3 separate regions of the Homo sapiens genome follow, and all the other regions are linked to region 1. A link is a loop called in an ENCODE intact Hi-C map of the cell type or tissue named here. Cell type or tissue: chondrocyte. All regions are shown on one strand.

Evidence for each region. A loop is a pair of places that touch in the nucleus more often than their neighbours do. Peaks named below come from ENCODE experiments on the same cell type or tissue, not always from the same donor. Only the 100,000 strongest peaks of a DNase experiment are listed, where the experiment ranks them.
Region 2: it touches region 1 in a loop (4-fold over the local background); 54 of 110 quality-filtered maps call a loop at or near these places.
Region 3: a loop joins it to region 1, with 6 times the contacts of the local background. A loop is called at or near these places in 47 of 110 quality-filtered maps.

The regions. Positions count from the first base shown.
Region 1 is chr18:55,587,815-55,592,814 of GRCh38, forward strand. TCF4 (transcription factor 4) reads right to left here and starts at 378. Exons shown (of 20, transcript NM_001083962.2): 1 at 224-378. It overlaps LOC105372126 (a long non-coding RNA gene), which reads left to right and starts at 2,085. Exons shown (of 3, transcript XR_935479.3): 1 at 2,085-2,161. RefSeq lists an enhancer at 1,963-2,192. In chondrocyte, a CTCF peak has its summit at 2,166; DNase peaks (open chromatin) are centred at 317 and 2,087.
Region 2 is chr18:55,400,458-55,405,457 of GRCh38, forward strand. TCF4 (transcription factor 4) reads right to left here. Exons shown (of 20, transcript NM_001083962.2): 6 at 2,997-3,061. Among named protein-coding and RNA genes, the nearest start is that of TCF4-AS1, 50 kb to the right of the region's middle. In chondrocyte, no CTCF peak of the experiment used is centred here; no DNase peak of the experiment used is centred here.
Region 3 is chr18:55,337,135-55,342,134 of GRCh38, forward strand. The region is part of intron 8 of TCF4 (transcription factor 4); the gene reads right to left. Among named protein-coding and RNA genes, the nearest start is that of TCF4-AS1, 110 kb to the right of the region's middle. In chondrocyte, a CTCF peak has its summit at 2,295 (motif pointing right); no DNase peak of the experiment used is centred here.

The sequences.
Region 1 (5,000 bases):
AAAGTCCTCGGTCCCTCCGAGGGGGCATCAAGGGGAGGGGCGGGGGGGCTGGCGGCGAGGGGGAGGGAAGCGGCGGGAGGGGAAGGGGTGTCTCTTCTGGGAGCGCCGGGCGCCGGGAGCCCGCGGCGCGGGAGGCGCGGAGCCGCGTGCGGGGCCGCCGAGCCCGAACCCCGCGCCGCCGGGCGCCTCCGCCCCGCCGAGCCCCGCAGGCGCCGGTACCTACCGCCCGCGCGCGAGAAGGGGCTCTCCGTGCACCGCCGGCGCCGAGGCGGCGTTCATGTCTAACCGCCGCCGCCACCGCCGCCGCCTGCTCCTGCGCCCGCTCCCGCGCCTGCTGCCTCCCCGCCGCCGCCGCCGCCGCCGCCACTACAGATCCGCAGACACACAGCCAAGATCCCTGACTCTTAACACCAACTCTCTTCTCCGGGGAGGGGAGGGGACGGAGGGAAGGGGGGAGGGGGAAACACGCCGAGGCGCACGGAATTGCAAGTTCAGCAAAGAAATGGGTGGGGGGGCTCCGGCGGGGAGACGCGACTTGCTCCGGGTCGGGCAGGCTAGGATGCATCCCCCTCGCACCCACCCCGAGGGGAAAAAAAAAAAATCTCAACACCTCCCCCGCCTCGCCAAAAAATACAAACGAAAATTCATCGAGCACCTCATTTTTCCTCAGATCGTCAGTTACAATCTGAAGCCTGAACAGTTCAGTTTTTGCCCGTTGCATCCCTCGGAGGCACTTTGAAATTTATTCGAGTTTACATCCCCTCACTTCTTTCTTTCTCTTACTCTCGTTCCCTCTCACTCACACATCCACACACGGCAAAGCAAGTTTATACTAGGCTGCAAATACACGTGATGCAAAAAGACTTTGCCAAGAGGAACAATATTTTTCTTTTTCGTCTATAAATCAAGCCACATTTTCCTGGGGAGATTTTCGTTTCGGTAGTTTTGCGTTGGGGGCGAAATCTGAATTGCATACTTTCTTTCCCCTCCCTTTTAAGTCACAGAATAGTATAACTGCAAACTTCGAAAAAAAAAAAGGGCAATTTTTGGGGGTGGATGTTGTTTTGTTTTTGCACTTGAGTTCCTAGGCACGCTAAGTCCCTGTTCGCCAGCACTGTAAGTTTTTAATTCAACATTTACCATTATAGGCCCTGCATGCTCTTAAAACATACTTTTTCACATCACTTTTTAGGATAAAATTTAAGCTTCATAATTCTATCGTTTCGTAATAACAAGCGTGCTTTATCCGGTATATGCAACATAAGCTATTTTAACGTGTGTTTGAAAAAAAAAACACACATTCTACAAATCCTGGTATTGCTAGATGTGCGAGTACATACACAAAATGCATGCACACACTTTTTCCCATTGGCAATTATTTAATAGGTTGTCCCTTTTGTTTTAATAAAACATCGGGATCGACATTTTAAAAATTAAATTCAATTACAAACAGTTTACTCTGACGGCAAATTGAAACGTTACCTTAAATGGCCACAAATATTCTCACAATATTCCAAGGAAAGAGACTTTAAAAAGAGAGACAAAAATCTTCTGCAAGTACTTAGTATCTCACATGTGTATCCCCAAAAAGTATTTTAACTGGTACTCAGTCCTGCTCCAGGGATATCCACAGATTACAAGATTATGCACCTGGCTCTGGTTTTTGCATTTTCCACCATAAAACTGCAACAAAATTCCCTCCCCCAAAAAAGAAATCATTAAAAAAAAATCCAACAACTTTTTCTTATTGTTTATAAAAAAAAAAATGAACACAGGATAGTTATAATTTTTCCTCAAACAATTCTTGTTGGTGATTTTTTTTCTTCTCTCATAAAGTCTTAAACTTGTTCCAAGTTTAGAGGTGTCTCATCATCATCATCCTCCTCCTCATCATCATCACCATGGACTCCCCCGTGGAGTCACATTGATAATAATAGGTTTCCCTGAAAGATACATTGTAATCCATTCACATCCGGGAACTGCGGGCTTATAAAGAGAAGGAGCTGCGGCCGCGGCTGCTCCTCCAGACAATGACTGGGAAGGGGCGGGGCGGGAGCAGGCGACCATAGAGTGGTAAACAGAGCGCCTAGAGAGGCGGCCAAGATGGCGGTGCTGGTCGACCACGCCTCCTCCGGGAGCGGAGGCGGGTGGCTGTTCTCGGGTAGGCGTCGCGCGTGGGGCGGCACTGTGGGAGTTCCCGAGGCCGAGGTCGTTCGCAGGCCCCATTTCCCTGCGCTCTTATTCGTGTTGCCGCTTCTTGGCCGTCCTTGCTCTTTGACACAAAAGTGTAGTTTCGGCACAAATTTACAAATTAAACTCCACAGACTTCCGCAGGGAAGTGAGATACCCCCAGGTCTCCCTGAGGAAGGCTCGGGAAAGACTGGGCCGGCCTCACTCACAGTAAGCCTGACCCTGGGTTCTCCCACTGTGTGGAGCCAGATTTCTCAGCGAGCCTTGGGCGGCATGGGAAAAGGCCTCTGGGCCAAGTTGGTCCTAGGCTGGAAGAGGGATGTGGGTCCTCTCCTCCAACTCCCCCACCCTATCTTCTTATAGAGCGCTGGAAGTGTGTGAACTTTCCAAGTCCAAAAAGTCTTCACTTGGCGAAGACCTTCATCTATTGCTTTGTAGACTCAAATGTAGTTTGTGCCATAAGCCACGACTGACTCAACCCATTTCTGGCCAAGCAGTTACCTTCTGTAGCCTGTTTTCTGGTCTGTGTAAAGCAAATAACGCCCACTTTACGAATTTTATAGTGGATACAGATAAAGATGAAGCCACCACGAAAGAAATAATTCCTTTTCATCTCTTAATTCCTTGCTAAATCAACTGATACCGCTAACCTAGCCAATGGAATTTTAAATGGAAATTTCCCTACTCCAAAACAATAGCTTTTAGTCTTTGCAACAGAAAAGCAAGTAATAATAATGACAGATAACACATGTGTTTACTATATGCTAAACAGTGTTCCTATAACTTCACAAATACTGGCTACTTTAAGCCTAAGAATAACCCTATGGAGTATGTATTACTACTGTAATTTGTATATTGGGCAACAGAAGCAAGTAAAATTGAGTAGCTTGACCCAAGGAAGAAGTTTTGTAAGTGGTACAAACTTAACTAAGTCACACAACTATATTGAGTGACAGAGCCCACCTTTGAAACCAGACAGTCTGTGATAACAGTCCACATTCAACCATATTCCTATATACCATCTGGCAGTGGGAACATCCTAATCTCCATTTGCTGATAAAAGTTTGTGGCAGTAACAGAGTTCAGATCAATTTCGGCGATCTTTTACTTACATGTAAGTTTTTACAGAACAAGAATTAAGGCATTTATTGGTTGTTTCCTGTACATTCACACATGGTGAAGATTCCTGTCTTCCATCCCCATTCGGTGTTCTCATCTCAAAATAATATCTTACATTTAGACATTACTTTTTGCTGCATTATCACAAGCATCATCCCCAATTCTCAGAGTTAACCCCTACAGGTTCTGCTTAGATGATGTAATGAAAAGATCACAAACGTTGGGTTAGGAGAAATTCCACTGGCTCTACCTCTAGTCATTCTTTGAACTAAGGCCCAATGTCAATGTCTTTTGCTGTAAAATCCAGAGGTTAGATTAGATAATCCAATAAAACCCCTTCTAGCTTTTAGGTTTTTAAGACTCCTCATTCCGCTGAATTTCTTTTTTTGTTTGTTTGTTTTGTTTTGTTTTGAGATGGAGTTTCACTCTTGTTGCCCAGGCTGGAGTGCAATGGCACGATCTTGGCTCACTGCAACCTCCACCTCCCAGGTTCAAGCGATTCTCCTGCCTCAGCCTCCCAAGTAGCTGGGATTACAGGCATGCGTCACCCCACTCGGCTAATTTTGTATTTTTAGTAGAGATGGGATTTCTCCATGTTCATCAGGGTGGTCTCAAACCCCTGACCTCAGGTGGTCTGCCCACCTCGGCCTCCCAAAGTACTGGAATTACAGGTGTGAGCCACTGCACCCAGCCCCCTTCTGCTGAATTTCAAGGGCAATAAATAATCTATCCAGAAACCAATGATAGGATGAAGTTTGGGATCTAAAGGTATCCAATTGCTAGTCTCGTTGCTTCTTCGTTTTTTGACCCTACAATCAGAAAACCAGGGAACAACCCTTCGTATTTTAAATTTCAGGGACAAATGTGGGTGTTTTGTCTTCTTTTTGTTTTTGTTTTTCCTTAATTATCAGAGAATAAATACTTATTCTGTCACAGAATTGTCACAGAATGTTATACTTAGAAGATTGGAGGCACCTAAGAAAAGGAGAACCAAGAGGGTCCTGTGAAACTTAAATAAAAAAGGAGGGGTAGTAGGCATGTTTTGGGATGCCTCTTCAATTTGCAGACTCCCTTGCCTAGGAACCTGTTCATAAATCCTCATATAGAAGTATGTCTTAGTCAATTCAGGCTGGCCAAAATACCACAGACTGGGTGACTTCAACAGCAGACATTTGTTTTTCACACCCCTGGAGGCTACAAAGTCTGACATCAGGGTGCCGTCATGGTCAAGTTCTGGAGAGGGCTCTCTTCCTGGCTTGCAAATGATTACCTTCTCACTGAATTCTCACATAGTGGAGAAAGAGAGAGCTTTGGTCTTTCTTCCTCTTCTTATGAGAACACTAATGCCATCATGGAGGCTCCCCCTTCATGATCTCAGCTAACCCTAGTTATCTCCCAAAGACCCCACCTCCTAATACTAGCACATTGGGAATTAGGGTTTCAACTGAATTTTGGAGGAGACACAAACATTCAGTTCATAGCAAGGTAGAACTTGATGGGGGTGCCACATGACTCCTTCTTGCCCCAGCCCCACCAGCCCCAGCAGATTGGACCCCAGGAGCGAAGAGGAAGAGATTGACCGTAGCCTATGGTGAGTGATGGATCACGCCCATCTTGTAGTCAGTGGGCCAGACCTGGTCCCAGCAAGCTAAGCCATGTGAGAGCCATGGTTATAGGGAAACAAGAACCAT
Region 2 (5,000 bases), 190 kb before region 1:
CAACACAATTTTAAAAGTCTCAAAAAGTCACCATGTTTATTTCTGATAACTTCAGGTGGAAATGCATTAATGAAATAATATCTCATTACTATTTTTAATGAAAACAACTTAATTGCTAATAAAGAACCTGCCGGCTTTCATTCTTCTGCTAAAATATATCCATTTAAAAAAGCGTCATATGTCCATCAGTATTAGTGTTAAATCCTTAGGAGAAATCTAAAATATATATCTATTTTTAACTTGATATATTTCTGAAACAACACACGTCTCACAATAATAATGTATTCCTCCAGGACAGCGCTTTGCTACCTGTTGCTTACCACCACTCTGTCTCTACACCAAACAAAAGGCTATTGAGACTGGAAGAAGCATGTTTCCATATAGCACTGCTCACCCCTTTAAGTCCATAGGATACACTGTTATAATACGATAAAGCAGCTTTTGGAGCTCCTTAGGGCACACCATCTGAAGGTTTCCTATTCCGTATCTCAATCATGTAGTAAACAGAAGAAAACAAAAGCCTCCCCTCCACGAGTCACTCACCTTGTCACACAGTGGGGAATCATTTCAGCTGTGATCTGCTATTTAGACTTGAAGCCCAAGATACTGAGATTTTGCCTTTCTCTTTGGTTTGCATAGCTGATGTTGTAGACAGGGATTCAAATAACAATACGGCACAAGAGAAACTGATTCACTGGAAGACACACTATGGTCTGTTCTATTCTCAAATTTCACAGAAAGCAGAAATTCATACTCTGTACATTTTTCATCTTCAGTCCCTATTTTCCCTCTGTCAGCAAATTTCCAAAATTTCACTTTTATTTATCCCTAAGTAATCACACTGTTTATGGAGATTGCTGCGACCACGCTAAGCACAGAGATAGTAGACTCTTGCAAGACTCACAACCATGAAGCACAAATTAAGAATGAAGGAATCTCCACACTCCACGGCTACATTACGAAGGCTTTTTAAGAAAAGCATATGCAGTCATAGTGCTATATACAAAAGAATTTTCCTGGACATTAATGCCTCAAAACGAACCTCCCAAGGCCCAGAAATTCAGCCATCACATGCCAATCCATCCACCTCTCTTCCACCCTCTGCCCCTTTCCACTTCTCACCTTGTGTTTGGAAAAAAAAAAAAATTAACTTCAGTTTCACCCGAGGGAAGTATTCCCCACAAACGGAGAAAGGAGGGTCTGTGTTCTGCACATACACAGACAGACTCACACGGTCTGGATGATGCTTTCACAAGTTAAGGGGCCTCACGCTTACTCAGCAGAGGAAATCTTTGTGTCTGTGAGGAATCACGCCAATTCCTATTAGTAAGAAAGGATACAGGGGTGAGGAAGCCTATTCTCTCAATGACCAGAAAAAGGGGCCCAGCGAAAACAGAGACCTCTGCCATGACCATCTGCAGAAAGGAAGGATGTTGTCAACTTTCTTCTCCCCAAAACTCTAATGACCTCCGCCTTGACCCTCAGAAACCAGACCCACAGGAACACGGTCTTCTGCAGGAACTGAGAGCTTTACACCAGAGACACAGCACTCAGAGGCTTGTCGCCCAGGCTATCTAGCCCGAACATTTGCACTCACATTCCAAAGATGTTTCCGTTGCGCTGGAATGGCTGTAAATTTCTTTCCTGCAGAATTCTTTCCAAACAAACTGCCATGAACTGCACTCCGGCAGGAGCTCTTAACCAAGCACTGTTCACCTCAATGCAACAAATCTTTCAGATGCCGAATATGACTGAATTGGTGGCTGGGCCAAGGGAGTAAACTTTAAAAATGCAAATATATACAGGGAAAAAACAAACACACCAACCCACCAGAAGTCGTACCTTCCTATGTCTGGTACGTAAAGGAAACTTTCCTCATAGGCTCGATTTAATTACAAAAACAAAACTTTGCTTACATTTTTCAGGGGTATATTAAATGGGCTGTTTAAAATAAAATTAAAATAGATTTTTTTCCCCCATCAAGAACATCAGAGGGTGAGAGAGTTCAAGAGAGTAAGCATCCCCTTTCCAGCATTTGAAAAAAAAAAAGTACATTTTGTTTGCGTGAATAATAAAAACAGTAGAGAGCTCTGAATATTAAAGAGGATTATTAAATTCCATCAAGAGTTTTCCAAAGTAAGAAACCAATGCACTTATAAAAAGGAAGTATAAATTTTTAAAAAAGATTTTAAATACATGATTAATACTGATACTGAACTGAAAAAGAAAGCATCTATAAAAACTCAGTTGTCTTGAAACAAAGCTTATACTTTTAGCTATTGACAGTATTTTTAGAAATAGGCTCTCTCTGGAGAGTTTAAAGTATACAAATGCAAAGTGCCCAGAGACACAAACACACACATGCTATACCTTTGTATTACACTGGCATTTTATTATTTAATTAAAGTACTCTTATTTTTCTAGCTCACGCATGCTTCCCTTGAGACGGCTTTGCTGTTAGCCTGCTGGCCTTGACTTCCAGCCAAAAACAATTCAGAAACAAAAAGGGACAACAAATCATATTTTCACAGACATTTTTATCCCTCAATACAACCCTGTTTTCACACAACATCATACAGCCCCTATGAAAACTATAATTTAGGGCAATAGCCACCCGAAACCCAGGGTCTGACACATGACTCCGCGAAGTATTTCCTGCGTAAGAAATTCTTAAGTTCTTAATTGCAAATAAACTCTTTTAATAGAACCACTTTCACCGACATTGCTGGTTTGCAAACAGTGCCACTGGTACCGGCTGATGGATTAAAAAATAAAAACAAGCCCATGAATGTAGTTCTGATACAGCAGCGATCTAAAGATGAGGTGTTTATTAGTTCTAAGCTCTGTGTTATTTCATTACTTAAAGAGAGAGCCATCATCTGACTTGCCGGTGCATCTTTGGTGTCACAGTTTAAAATGCATCATCTAATTTAGAAAACAAACTGATTTACCAGGTTAATCCTCTCAACCCTTCCGCAACAGAGATTCTCACTTACCTGGTGGCAACCCTGTAAGTTTGATTCTCTCCCATAAGATGAGTATGAGCCCCTTTCTGTTTTACCTGCCAAGAGAAACGACAAAAAAGTGTAAATTGTGTTTTTCCTTAAAAAAAAATCTCCTCCAGGTAACAGACATCTACTGCTCTTCCCCGATGTTTACATACGTAAAGTAGGCACTACTGGCAATGTATGCAAGCAAGAGAGGGAATAACACTTCCTCACTCTGGCTATGATAAACTGGAAAAAAATATCCTTCATTCCTATTCTTAGCCAAACTGCTCCACACTTCCAAAAACTGTCATTCCAATGGCCTCCACTTTCTCTAACAAACAAATCGTAACTCCTTATTTTCACTTTCTCTTGCACAAAATTTAAACAATTTCATTTTTATTTACACAGCAGGCAAATTATCTATGTAATGACCCTAGCCTAGTAATTCCCATTGATTATATTGACACTTAATAGTGAGGCCAAAACTAATCAATCACAGGCTCTCCAGATGGTGAATTTAGCAAAGAAACTATTCAAAATTCTGAGTCTCTCTCTCTCTCTCTTTTTTAAAAACTCCCTTTCCCAGGAGTGAACCCCATCATGATCAAGATGATGATGGAATTTACATTTGGGAAACAGGGCTTTTGAAAAATTGCCTACTCTGAACCCAAGTTCAGATTCCACCAATAGACCCAGCAGGACAAGGGATCATGGAATGTGAATGTCTTGTTCCAATTCTAACAACCCAATTTTTATCTGTAGACTGCTCTACAGAGATCTATAGACCCTTCGATGCTATTCGGCCACATCTAAGAATAAAATCAAGGGTGTTCATTTGTTTCTTTTTAAAGTTTAACCCCAATAATCATTAGGGAGGATAATGAAATCACATTACAAGAGATCTAAGCAGTAGAGTCCAGATAGTGACATGTGGAGAATCATTGTAGAAATCTGTCCATACCAGAACATTAAAAGGGGCTAAAAGAGGCAGGCAGGTGCCTAAGACCCCACCCCACGCAAGTCTAAAGGATACTTCTTTCGTCAAGACTGGAGCTTTACAGTAATTGTACTTGATACATAGGACTACAGTATTCCTTTTTCCAACAGGAAAACTCTAAACTTGTATTTTGAGAGGCTGAATAGATTTCCTTCTGAAGTTTACAACCCCCAAGTTTTCCCCTCTCAACTCAACACGAATGCTAAAAGTAACAGTAGTCTTTTTATCTTTTAGGTCAATGGCAATGGCAATGTTATTAGAGTATGCCTTCCTGACCCCACACAAAGAATGTATCTTTGATACATTTATATCCATAAATTTTTCTATGTGGTCAAAAGGGTATCCTGTATCCAAGTCATTACATATATAAAATGGATGGTGGTTTTCAAAGAAAGCCAAACCTAAGTCTTAAAATTAACCCCGTTTCCCAGTATTAACTTTTCTACTGATTTTAATGAATCTTAAAGTTGGGAAAACACCTCCGCCCCATTTCTGGTCTAGCGCTCAGCGCAAAGTATAAAATCAATGCCCCATATCAGTTTCAATTTCAGTGAAACAAGACACCATCGCACAGACTGTCAGTCTTAGAAGATCTAACAGAATAACTTCCATTGTATGAGGATTTTGCACTGAAGAAAAGATAAATTTATACTTGTATCAGCAGTGTGAATGGTCACAAAGACATATTTACTCATCTGTGTACATCAAATTTAAGCTACTTATACCCTTTAACTTCTCTCTATAAATATTACTAACAGAAAAGGCTCGACCTTCATGAGCTATCAAAGGACGCGTGTCCTTCCTTAAGCTCTTGCATCTAAGAATGCTTCAATATCACCATTACATCACTTACTTTGATGTAATATTCACTTGTTTAACAGGTAGATAGGCAGGCAGGAAGCTGGGCAGGTAAGGAGGCAGGCAGAAAGACAGAAAGATGGATAAAGTAGAATCTGCTCTGACTTCCTAAGAAACTGAACATCTAGTGTCCTGTTTTGGTAATTTCTAAAAAT
Region 3 (5,000 bases), 250 kb before region 1:
GTGCTAATTTTACGTGAGAATGTGGGAACAGAAAGGTTAATCAGAATTCTCTCGAACTCTTAAGAGATACACTCTAATTACCAGACAAATGGTATTCTATTTCTAAGCTTCCTTCCCTGCTTTTGGGTTGTCAGAAGTTGGTCATCTTACTGATATCTTATATAAATGGTTAGGAGTTTTGAGGGGAATAAATAGTATTTGAAAGCAACCAGATATAATGAAAATTTAGGGTAACTCTGAGACCATTTGGTGTTCACTAAACATACAATTCGCTCAAGATGGCAACTCGCTCTTTTTGCCTTTGGGGAACAGCTCTTTGCAAACAGAGAAATGGGAGGAAAATCTTGAGAGAGGCTAGAAATTCTACCAAACTCTCTTCCAAATGAATCTTCAAAGAAAATAATGTGGCTAACCAAAAAGCAACAACCTCCCAAAAAAGCAGAAGGTAATTTTATCTGAATTCAATCTGGCTATTTTAGTCCTACATTTTCCAGACAGTCCAAAATTGATTTGAATCCTGTATGTGAGATGAGGGGTGCGGAGTGGTGATAATTTAAAAATATCTTTGGGTGTCTGTATACAAGGGAGTATCCCTTCAAGTGCACTATATATTATTCTTTGGTATTATTGCCTTATGCCAGAACCTGATTCCCCTAAGACTGCCTAGTGATCAGCAGTGAGATTTTGTATGGATCACCTCTCATCTGTTTACCTTTTTCATCCGACGTCCGATGGCCATGTACATACACACAAAGCTCCTGGAGCTGGCTCTTGGAACAGCTGTACTGGCCTCAAGAAATCAACACAAGTCAACTGTATGAGGAAGCACAATAACAGCATCTACGGCTCTTCCTAGGGCACTGAACTCTCACCCATGTTAAAAAAAAAAATCACCATCAGTCTCGCTGCTGCCAAGTGACACACAAAAAGGAAGTTAACCATTGGCTGTGACTTGCATTCACAGTCTGACTCTGATTTCCCTGCTTCCCTTAGCCCATTCTGATGCCAAGCGGACTACAGCTTGCCCATTTCATTTCGACCACGGCAGCCAAAAAAAGCACTGCCCCACCGTGCGACGACAAGCAGTCTGTTTTGATATTAGTACCTCAGTATGTGATAGAAGAGAGTCAGATGTCCTCAAACTATGTGCCCTCCCCCGAGGGACTCTCTCCTGGCCCTCCTTGGCCAGAGAGATGGCAAGCGTGCCACAAATCCTTAGCTTTGAAAGCACAGGGGACGGAGAGGCACTATCCGCAGGCTCAGACAGAAATGGCCATGAGTGCCTCTTCTTCCGGGGAGAGGATTCAGGCCCTCCAATTCCACACTCTAGTCTAACTGGAAATATTAACTCAGATTCTATTCACTCCCTGCCAGCATACAAAACACAAACTGAATTACATAAGAAAAAGAGTCATTTTCTTATATAATTAAATTGTAGTAAATGCTAGTAAGTAAACATCAGGTTTCCTTCTTTTTCTTTCATGAAAGACAGAGGAATATATGGGGTTCCCGAAAATTGATTTTTTCATTGATTCTTAGGGAGGAAGATGAGAGTGAAGTATTCTCCCCCCCACAACAAATTCTGATTTATTTGCTAAATGTACGGAATCTGACTGTAACCTGGTTTAACCTCTGAATGTGCCTTGTAATGTTCTAGTTCTCTCCAGCACTAATAGATCATGCTTTTTATAATTCCAACGAGGCATCGTCAGGTGAGGACTGCAATTGCTGGGCATTTCAAAAGTCTGAGAGTACCCTGGGCATCTTTAATTTTTACAGGTGACTCAATTTTTGTTGTGACCAGAACTGAACATAAAGCTTTTAAAAGCTTAAATGTACACATTTATGCATTCATTACACAGTGTTAAATCTAATTTGTTCTTTTTACTGTCACAGGAAGCACATGTTTAAAGCAATCTGTTTCCTCATGTGAATGCTTTCCTGTCTGTTTAAAAAAAATTGCGACACACTTTACCCTGAGTAACCAAGAGGTGATCATAAATATCCCTAAATAGCATTAAACAGATATGAAAGACATTAACACTTTCAGAATGCCAAAGTAGTATTAAAAAAAAATTCTAACAGATGCTCCTAGGTCAAAAAGTGAAATGTGTGTTTCCTGAAAAAACACTCTCATCAGAATCATAAATGAACTGTGAGTGGAGAAGTGAGGTGTTGCTGAACAAACCAGGATCCTTTTGGTGAGGAACACGGCAATCCACTGCCAACGTGTACTTGCCATAAAAAGCCAAATCGAAATGGAAGTTTGATGAAAACCAATATCCTTTGTAATCCACAAGGTGGCAATGACTACAAATGAGGGGTGGCTAAATCGGATCTATCGGCTTTCCAGAGAAAAATTATCTCTGTGAACTGAAGCATCAGTCCCTGTTCAGGGTGTACACGGAAGAAGTTCAGGGCTCATCAGCCAACAGGGACTTTTCCCGAGGAATCTAACTCAGTGCCTGGTTTTTCTGCAAATTAAAATTGGCTGGGAAAAGACATTCATTGTGGAATGTGGAGACCACGCTTCCGCTCACACCTCCCCCCTCCCTACTTTCAGCAGATGTTTTTTTCTTTAAATGCAAGAAGAGTTAACTAAATCAGCCTTTATATATAAAAAAAAGTGTTTTAAGTTTCTCATAGCCGATGATCAAAAATACCTTTTCTTTTGTGAATTCAACAGGGGCACTGAGAAAAGATACATTATAATGCGTCAAAGGCTACAATCTAGCCATTCTTTGACTTTACCTTAAAACATCTGTACAAATATTCCTGCTCAGTGTAAGAAATCTACCTAAGCAGTCCTAAACAAACTGAACTCTGTTTACTTTATAAAAGAAACAGACTGCCACACAGGTCTACCTAGTCCACACATCTTCATCTTGCCAGGCAAAGCTAATATCTTAGGCCTAACCTTCAGTTTTGCGGGGGGATCTATAGCCAGCCCCACCAAGGGGCTGTGCATCACTTGGGCAGACCCGTTCCCGGCCTATTAGAGAATACCACTGACACAAAACAAAAGAAAAAGCACGTATCTCCTTATCACTTAGAGGCAAGGCTGATTTAGGCATAAACAAATTATTGGCCAAGGGAACCACAGTATAAGCAGCTCCGGGCATCACAGCCGATGTACCAGTTCAAAAGAGAGAAGATAAAGTATTTCCAACACAAACTTTGCAGACCACTAGGTCTAATGATTAAAAGGGCTGACTACGTGTCTTGGTTTGATAGAGATGGGTTTGCAGAGCCTGGGAAACACAGGGAGACCCTGTCTCTACCAAAAAAAAAGAAAAAAATTAGCCAGGTGTGGTGGTTGTGAACCTGTGTACCCAGCTACTCAGGAGCCTGAGGTGGGAGGACCGCTTGAGCCTGGGAGTTTGAGACTGCAGTGAACTATGATTGCACCACTGTACTCCAACCTAGGTGACAGAGCAAGACCCCATCTCAAAAAAAAAAAAAAAAAAAAGCAATATTACATAATTTCAGAAAAAGCAAGTGACCTCTGTTAGGTAAAATTCTTTTGAACATAGCTGAGACCCTGGTCTTAGTTTCTATTCTACTGCTAACTACTCCTAAGTAGGCTGCCATGTTAGATTTGTTTCTCAAATGCCAAATGAAAGGTAGTTACCTTGTTACTGATAATAGCATGACAGTGCTTTTTATTATGTGTAACAATAGTATGTAACATTCAAGGATATTACATAAATGCATTCAAACCCCAATGAGTACTTATTTTACAAATAACTGTGTAGCTAGGAAGTGACATAGCCCCCTAAAAACCCAGTTGATCAGATTTCATACTCTAACCACTATATTATACTGTCTTTGTTTACACAGATGCTCCCCTGGACTGCCTGGCATACTGATTTGCTTGGGCAAAAGTTATAGGACATGACTATACAGAGATACTGATGATCACTCTACAGTGAAATGAAATTTCTGAATATTAATTTATTGTAGATAGTCAAATACTTGCTAACTTAATGACAACCTTGCTGTAGAGAGCTTTTTGGTCTACAGAGTGTCTGAAACGCTAGGCAGCATAGACAGCACTATGGTTAAGAACACAGAAACTTTAGAGACAGGCTGCCCAGGTCTCACTCCCAGCTCTGCCACTTACTATGTGTGACCGCAGACATGTTTCTTCACCTCTCTGTGTCTCATTTTTAAGTCTCTTGAATAAACAGTAGTACCCATCTCACAGGATTTTTATAGGAATAAATGATTCAATAGATGCAAATGATGTAATAGTGTACCACTTAGAACATGGAATAAGTACTCTGGCATGGAATAAGTACTTTGATAAAGGTTTGTTATCAGTATATTGACACCACCTTATTATGCAGGCACTATTTTATACCTGCTTTGTAGACAGAGAAGCAGGTTTGTGACCTAACCAAGGCCACTGGGTGTGTAAGTAGAGGCTGTCAGACGTTATACTTGAAAGGTCTTTTTATGTCTAGTGCAGTGTTTTTTCTACCTTGCTACACCACTTTTACTACTATATTCATTCACTGGAAATATATTTCAGAGTAATACGCATAAGTAAAGCAGTGAGTCTGGTTTCTATAGGACAAAAAAAAATGTATCTAAAACATATCCCTCACTCTCGTAAAGGTGGTGACAAGTGAGTAAGGGCAATCAGCTTAAGGGACAAAAGTCCATGTGTTACACTTTGTGGGTTATTTTATTTTTCAAATGCATGACTTTCTCAAAAGGCTACACGGTATACTCTTTAAAATGCTAAGGTTATTCCTACAAATTGTGACGCAAGTGACACAAGACTGCAAATTTCATTAAACGTGAAGAATCTCAGTTGAAAAGCTCCACGATTTAAATAAGAATACATAGAAGAAAAAGACATGTTCCATGTTACATGGTGTGTCTAGTTTTTAGCTGCAATGAAAAATACTCTTTGAATAAGTATAAACGGAGAAAGGAATGAATGAATAAATGAACATGCTTTTTTCCCCTTCTACCTGGGCACTCCCAGCTTG